Regions from separate parts of the Homo sapiens genome. Here regions 2 and 3 are each linked to region 1. A link is an interaction called in ENCODE POLR2A ChIA-PET data of the cell type or tissue named here. Cell type or tissue: CD4-positive, alpha-beta T cell. All regions are shown on one strand. Region 1 overlaps PITPNC1 (phosphatidylinositol transfer protein cytoplasmic 1). Region 2 holds the start of LOC124904047 (a long non-coding RNA gene). Region 3 overlaps PITPNC1 (phosphatidylinositol transfer protein cytoplasmic 1).

The links. ChIA-PET counts read pairs that join two places held together with the same protein. Peaks named below come from ENCODE experiments on the same cell type or tissue, not always from the same donor. Only the 100,000 strongest peaks of a DNase experiment are listed, where the experiment ranks them.
Region 2: POLR2A ChIA-PET joins it to region 1 with 10 read pairs; 16 of 35 experiments call an interaction of 5 or more read pairs at or near these places.
Region 3: POLR2A ChIA-PET joins it to region 1 with 55 read pairs; 16 of 35 experiments call an interaction of 5 or more read pairs at or near these places.

The regions. Positions count from the first base shown.
Region 1 is chr17:67,439,983-67,442,482 of GRCh38, reverse strand. All of the region lies in intron 1 of PITPNC1 (phosphatidylinositol transfer protein cytoplasmic 1), which reads right to left. It overlaps LOC124904046 (a long non-coding RNA gene), which reads left to right. Exons shown (of 3, transcript XR_007065881.1): 3 at 815-2,500. Among named protein-coding and RNA genes, the nearest start is that of MIR548AA2, 30 kb to the left of the region's middle. In CD4-positive, alpha-beta T cell, no CTCF peak of the experiment used is centred here; DNase peaks (open chromatin) are centred at 662 and 1,212; H3K4me3 peaks cover 1,551 bases; H3K27ac peaks cover 2,500 bases.
Region 2 is chr17:67,385,643-67,388,142 of GRCh38, reverse strand. All of the region lies in intron 1 of PITPNC1 (phosphatidylinositol transfer protein cytoplasmic 1), which reads right to left. It overlaps LOC124904047 (a long non-coding RNA gene), which reads left to right and starts at 2,409. Exons shown (of 2, transcript XR_007065884.1): 1 at 2,409-2,500. In CD4-positive, alpha-beta T cell, CTCF peaks have their summits at 813 and 1,012 (motif pointing left); a DNase peak (open chromatin) is centred at 962; H3K27ac peaks cover 497 bases.
Region 3 is chr17:67,389,525-67,392,024 of GRCh38, reverse strand. All of the region lies in intron 1 of PITPNC1 (phosphatidylinositol transfer protein cytoplasmic 1), which reads right to left. Among named protein-coding and RNA genes, the nearest start is that of PITPNC1, 13 kb to the right of the region's middle. RefSeq lists a silencer at 953-1,022. In CD4-positive, alpha-beta T cell, no CTCF peak of the experiment used is centred here; a DNase peak (open chromatin) is centred at 1,164; H3K4me3 peaks cover 1,144 bases; H3K27ac peaks cover 2,369 bases.

The sequences.
Region 1 (2,500 bases):
TGCTTGTTCTTGTTTGTTTTAGGGCCCTGCCTTCTTCCCCACTGGCTGCAGAATGCCCATCCCACCCTCGTCATCTCCCACCACCTCATCCACTGGGCGGGCTTACGAGGGTTGACAATAATAGGATTACAGATTGGACAACATGAGACTTTACTCATAGTCAACTTTTTTTTTCATTGTAGAGCTTCATTAACTTTTCCACTTGGTCCACAATATGGGAGGATATTTTCATGCATATATATATATATATATATATATATATATATATATATATATATGCTTATTTTCCCCTGATCCAGCTCCAATATGGTTTGGCAGGGCAGTGCAATCAACATAGCAATAAATGAGGAGAGGCAGTCCTAAAGCAATAGTAAAAGTTTAGATGGTTAAAGAGGAGAAACCAGATTCAAGCAACATTTCTGGGGCAGAAATGAAAGAATGTGGAAATACAGCAGGTGCATGAGGCTGAGGCTCAGCTTGGGCTCAGCAGAGTTTATTCTACTCAACTAAATCACAAACGCTTCAGGGGTTACAATCCCATTCTCCTATTCTTCTGTATCATTTTGCACCCAGCTCAGTAAGTTCCTGTTAACTAATTAAGTGGAAAAGAAGAGCTTAAATCCAAGGCATACATGACTGAAGCCAGGCGTGTGCAGTTCCTACTTCATACAGCCTCTCTTGCCGAACAGCAGGGCGCACTGATGAATATTCAAAAAGTAACAACTATTAATGACGACTAAGACCCTCAAAGTGTAATAAGTTATTTTAGTGACACTCTTCTGTCACTTTTCCCCATCTAATTTCACATTCTTAGGAACAGGGAGAAGAATAATTGACGTCGGGGCTTGGCTTTATGGTCTTTACAGCTGTGATCGGATTAGAAGAAAGGCTGACAAAAGTGTTGTTTCCATCCGCCTTTTACAATCGGAGAGAATGAATGAGCTGCTTTCCAGTTTTCTGTTCCAAGTATTAACTGGATTCCCACTTCACTTTGCTTCCGTGATTTCTCCTCTGCTTATGTTAGCTTCCGTCTCACACGATATGTACATAGCCCCATCTCTGCCGAGCAAATCAGAGGCTGAGCTCTGGGCTGTGGACAGTGTCAGTGACAACAAGGGTGAGTCGTCCTCAGATGAATCATCAGGTGTGGGAAATGCGTTTGAGACACTCAAAATAACTGGGGACTGATGGGTGGCGGGGGGGGGCTTAATAAATACAAGCCTGCGAGACCTAACTTCTACACGTCTTCAGAAGGCTGAGTTGCTTTGAGAGGGAGATACAGAAGATGACAATTTGCTGCCAGTGGCTGGTCCCAGACAAGGAGCTGTGACTAAACAGGAAATCAGTTACTTAGCAGTTGAGCGGATGTTTGAGTGTTCAAAGCACAGGCACAATAGCTATACTCTGATATGTCCTGTAAAGTTAAAAACAAAGCCAGGTTAACCCTGACAGATGCACCCAAGACTGATACACTTAGGTACTACCTGGTTGCATCGCCTGGGGATCTTAATACTCTGTGAATCATTATGAATTATAATATTTAAAGCTGTTGTTTATTTGGTATTTATTGGGTGTCATAATGTTCCCAGTGCTACACAGGCGTAATTTTTAAACCACCCCAAAAGTCCTGCAAGAGGTTAGGCGTGATGGCTCACGTCTGTAATCCTAGCACTTTGGGAGGCTGAGGTGGGCAGATTTCTTGAGCCCAGGAGTTAAGAGACCAGCCTGGGTAACATGGCAAGACCCCTATCCCTATAAAAAAAATTTTTTTTCAAAAAAAAAATCAGCCAGGCATGACGGTGCATGCCTGTAGTCCCAGCTACTTGGGAGACTAAGGTGGGAGGATTACCCAAGCTTGGAGAGGTAGAGACTGCAGTGAGCCATGATGGCACCACTGCACTCCAGCCTGGGCAATGGAGTGAGACCCTGTCTCAAATAAATAAATAAATAAATAAATAAATAAATAAATAAATAAATAAATAAAAAGTCTTGCAAGAGAAAACATCTCCATTTTTCAAAAGGAAGTTACAGAGGTTGAGTAATTTGCCTGATTTCACTAAGTTGGTCATAACAGAGTTTGGATTCAAACCCAGAGCAAACGAAGGCTTAGAGGGACTAGCAACTTTTCCTTTTGAGGTCTAGATGATCTTACTTTTTGTTATTAGGGGTCAAGGCCAGGATTAGAAGGAGACAAGTGAGGTTGCGTTTGCCAGTGCGGGGTTAGAGCCTGTCTTTAGCATTTTGATATTTTGTTCATTGTAGAGTATTGTGCATTAATTTTTATTTTTTAAAAATATTGCATCAAAATATTATTTACCCTGATTTTTAGTTTTTTGGTGCCATCTTAAATTTTGAGCCCAAGGGCTAGTGTTTTACTAGCCTCACTATTCTCTAGGCTTTGCTCAAGGCTACAGACAATCTGTGATCACCTGAATTAAGCCAACAGACAGTTCTCATTTCAGACAGACTTTTCATCTTCCTCCTGCCTACCTCATACATT
Region 2 (2,500 bases), 54 kb after region 1:
ATACAAGTGAAAAAATTTTAAACCTTTTACAGGAGGACATAGAGGATCAGGGTTCCTTAAAAAGTTCCTGTTTTCCTCAGCTTCTTCCTATCCATTCATTCAGCAAGTATTTACTATGTGTGGACCCTAAGTTTAAGCACCAGACCTGCACTGTCCAGTATGGCAGCCACAAGCCACACATGGTCCTTGAGCACTGCAGAGCGGCCAGTGAAACTGAGATGCGTGTCCACGGAAAATACACACCTGATTTCAAAGACTTAGTGTGAAAAAAATAAGTGAAAAGATTGTATCAGTATTTTCTCATGTGGATTACATGTTGAAAAGATAATGATGGCGATAGACAACAAACAATTAAACAAAATAAGTACAAATTGCGATAAATGCTCTGAAGGAATAAACAGGCGTGGAGAGGCAGATAATAGAGGATATAAATAGCGAGAATATTAAGGAAAAGATTATTTTATTTTATATTTTATTTTGAGACAGAGTTTCGCTCTGTCAGCCAGGCTGGAGTGCAGCCTCGATCTCAGCTCACTGCAACTTCCACCTCCCGGGTTCAAGCAATTCTCCTGCGTTGGCCTCCCGAGTAGCTGGGATTACAGGCGCCCACCACCATGCCCAGCTAATTTTTGTGTTTTTAGTAGAGATGGGGTTTCATCACGTTGGCCAGGCTGATCTTAAACTCCCGACCTCAAGTGACCCGTCTGCCTCGGCACCCCAAAGTGCTGGGATTACAGGCGTGAGCCGCTGTGCCTGGCCAGAGATTTAGATGAGGAAAAAGCTATTGTAGATGGAGTGTTCAGGAAAGACGATGCTAAGGGTGTGATGTTTCCACTTGTAAACCCATGAGTTTGGTATAAACTTTCAATTTCTAACCCAGGAGAGCAGCAGGGGCTGGGAGCATGAAAGGGCAGTAAAAGGCAGGTTGGTCAGTTGCAGGCCATCACACTGCTCTACTCCCACTGGGTCCCATGTAAATGGCGCCCCCTGGCGGTGTGCAGCCCTGCGACGCTGTTCGTTTGAATGATTTGGATGTTATTTGTAAATTAGAGGTTGCATAGTACAAAAAGTAAAGTTTCCAAGATTATTTTTCCAGACAACTCTACATTTTCCAGATACGATTGGTTTGTCCGTTTTAATATTTGTAATATATTTGCGCCTCATCCTCCTTGTAACCTACAAGAAAAATCTTCACTTGGGAATATACAAAATTCCTGATTTCTAGTCTGAAATTCTCCTTTTCCTCTCCCGGTGGGCTGAATTTGTTAAAGATACATAAAACCTTCTCAGTACAAGTTAGCTGATTTCTAGAACTCAGTCTGTTTCTCTGATACAGGGCAAAAGTGTTACCTAGTTTTCAGACTTGCCTAACACTACAGACCTCCAGGCAACAGAAAACAGGCCAAAGCCCACACAAGCCAGCCAGGGTGCTGCGATCTCACTCAGGCCGCTAAAGCAATGAACCTAGATGTACTTTTCCAGTAATTACTGCTTCTGAAAAACACATTTACTGCCTTTGTGCATACACTTTCACATTTTTAAAAACCCAAAACGTTGTGATTCCCCACTCCCCATCTCATACCTACACATCCCTAGGAGAGGGGAAGCTCTTAAAGAGGTTGAATGTTTAAACTATATTAATTTAGTTTAGGCGGGGCGCAGTGGCTCACACCTGTAATCCCAGCACTCTGAGAGGCCGAGGCGGGTGGATCACCTGAGGTCAGGAGTTCGAGACCAGCCTGGACAACATGGTGAAACCCCGACTCTACTAAAAATACAAAAATTAGCTGGACATGCTGGCAGGCGCCTGTAATCCCAGCTAGTCGGGAGGCTGAGGCAGGAGAACCCCTTGAAACCTGGGAGGCGGAGGTTGCAGTGAGCCGCGATAGCGCCACTGCACTCCAGCCTGGGCGACAAGAGCAAAACTCCGTCTCAAAATAAATAAAGTATATTAATTTCTTTTAATGCCTACAATAAATAATATTCTCCATTCGCCTGAAACGACAGCCTTACTGAAATGAATATTACTCGCTTTGCTTTGGAGTATCAGTCACACTCACGCAATCAGACACAAGGTTTCTAAATTGACTTTCAAGAGCCTTAGGAACTTCCTCCATATCACAATAAGAAAAAGCAAAAGTTAATTACTACCTACTTTTAACCAGGGTTTTGTTAACAACAGTTTGCTTCCCTGATCCCTGTATCTATCTCCTGCGCCAGGTACTTCCACCCAAGTCACTGGGAAAATGCAGCTTCCTTCATGGACAGAGTCAATTTCACTGACCAGCCAGGAGGACAGCATCTGCTCCTTGTCTGTTCCATTAGTGTTGAAAGGTTTGCACAAATCTATTTACCCGCCCTCCTTTCCCTGTGCCCGTTATGACAAAAAAAAAAACCGGAGCTTTGCCAGACAGCTAGCCAAACCTCCACTGTCCCCTGGCTGTGGAACTGTGTCCGGAGATGGTTCCTTCCGGTGGGTTCTTGGTCTCGCTCACTTCAA
Region 3 (2,500 bases), 50 kb after region 1:
GGGTGGTTCTCTTTTTAGAGCACGAAATACAAAAGTTATTTTCGAAGAGGAATATGATTCATTTATCAGAGTTAAACTGAAGAATGTCACTTGGTTTAATACTTAAGTAAAATGGATCATTTGATGGGAGATAAAATTTCTGGACCACTTTCTTCTCTTACTGGGACAGAACATCTACCTTTCCCTAATTATTTCCTTTGATAATCCTGAAGGGTTATTTAATCTCTAAGAAATTGGATTTTTTGGCCCGGTGCGGTGGCTCACTCCTGTAATCCCAACACTTTGAGAGGCCGAGGTGAGCAGATCACCTGAGGTCAGGAGTTCGAGACCAGCCTGGCCAACCTGGTGAAACCCCATCTCTACTAAAAATATAAAAATTAGCCGGGCGTGGCGGTGGGTACCTGCAATCCCAGCTACTTGGGATGCTGAGGCAGGAGAATCACTTGAACCCAGGAGGCGGAGGTTGCAGTGAGCCAAGATCACACCACTGCACTCCAGCCTGGATGACAATGTGAGACTCCATCTCAAAAATAAATAAATAAATAAATACATAAACTAGTTATTTTCAACATAAAAACACACAAACTAGTGCTCAGAAACACCTGGATTTGGCCTTAATACAGCAAATATAATCAGAACAGAATGTGTGTGTTTTTGTGCCTGTGTGTGTGTGTAAGATGACATGGGGCGGGGGAACAGTCTTTGGAGATTAGCGGCTTAGATTAGGTACTTAAACAACATTATTATAGGGTATCATCAAATTACATTTGTTGGCCAATCTTATTTCTCTGAGTGATTCAGTCTAGGAAAGAAACAACACCCTAAAGATGGTCAGATATGATGCTAAAGGAATTAAAAAGGGTTGATTTTTTTTTCTTTGCTCAGGAATAAACAGGAATTCTAGAAGGTCAAACTTCACCCAAACTTAAAAAGATTAAACACACACACACACACACACACACACGCTAAAAAAGTCATTAGATCAATCTGACCAAGAACTTACGCTGGCTACATGTTTAGATACATGAGTCGACTTCCACTAACGTCCGATGAGGAGTTTTAAGAGAGTCCCCTTTGTCAAAGTGCTGGGAAATGAAAGAATTAGTCACTTTCATGCTTGATGTCAGAATCTTGGTGAGCTCTGGCTTCAGTATTACTAAGTCAACAAACAGTCTTGTATAATGTGGCTCAGGCAGTCAGCCAGGAAGTGGTTGGTGACCCCAGACTCCCTCCTCCACTATGGTTTGCAAAGCCAGTGGCCAAGACAGTGTGTCCTCTGCAGTGGCGCTCTCCTCTAGCAATACGCCACCTGGGAGATTTGCCCAGCAGAACCTGGTGTGATTTTGCCATCCTAGACAGACACTATTGAGATGAGGTTTAAATAGCCAGTTAGCCACCCTTAGAATAAAGCCCTTGATGGGAAGGCTTAAGGACATCTGCCAGACAAACATCAATAAGGCAAAGGACTTACGTGCCATGTGGAACCATCTCCTCCTGAATGTGTATTCTGGGATTTATTCTGCTAACACGTGATTTCCCATTCAATGCTCACGGAAAGCAGAGATATGCACCTGGAGCCAGGGCCAGAACAATCCTAGGTTCCTTTGGAAGCTGGTTCTTCCACTCATGATGGCCACAGCCTCCATGCCCTTGTGGGGACTCCTAAGGATCCTGAGTTCTGACAAGAAAGGTTCCACAGACCCCTGCAGCCCTGTAGCTGGCCTTAGGGCAGCTATTCAAGCCATGATTACTTTTTTCCCTCTAAGTATCATGTTCTGACCTAAATTGCAGTCATTCTGGTCCAAATCTGGTAGATTTTTTTCCCACACTGCTGCAGGAGAGAACCTCCTCCTCTGGAAAGCTGTCTAAATTCAAGACAACCAGAGCCATCTCCTTATGGACGGGGACCGTAACTTTTCAATTTACACAGAATTCACATTCGGCACTCTCTGCCTCTCAATGGCTCTCTCTCTCTCTCTCTGAACATGGGTATCTATTCTGCTCAAACAAATCTGTAAGCACTTCTATTTCTAAAAAAACAGCTTTGGCCGGGCACGGTGGCTCGCGTCTGTAATCCCAGCACTTTGGGAGGCCGAGGTGGGTGGATCACGAGGTCAGGAGTTCGAGACCATCCTGGCTACCACAGTGAAACCCCGTCTCTACTAAAAATACAAACAATTAGCCGGGCGTGGTGGCACGTGCCTGTAGTCCCAGCTACTCGGGAGACTGAGGCAGGAGAATTGCTTGAACCCAGGAAGCGGAGGGTGCAGTGAGCCGAGATTGCGCCATAGCACTCTAGCCTGGGCAACAGAGTGAGACTCCATCTCAAAAACAACAACAACAACAACAACAACAAAACAAAAAACAGCTTTACTGAGATGTACTTTACATACCAATTCAATGGTTCTTAATACACTTACAGACTTGTGCAACTATGGCCATCATCTATTTTTAAATGGCAATAAAACCTCTCCAGTGTCCTCTGGCCTAGGAGCTTCAG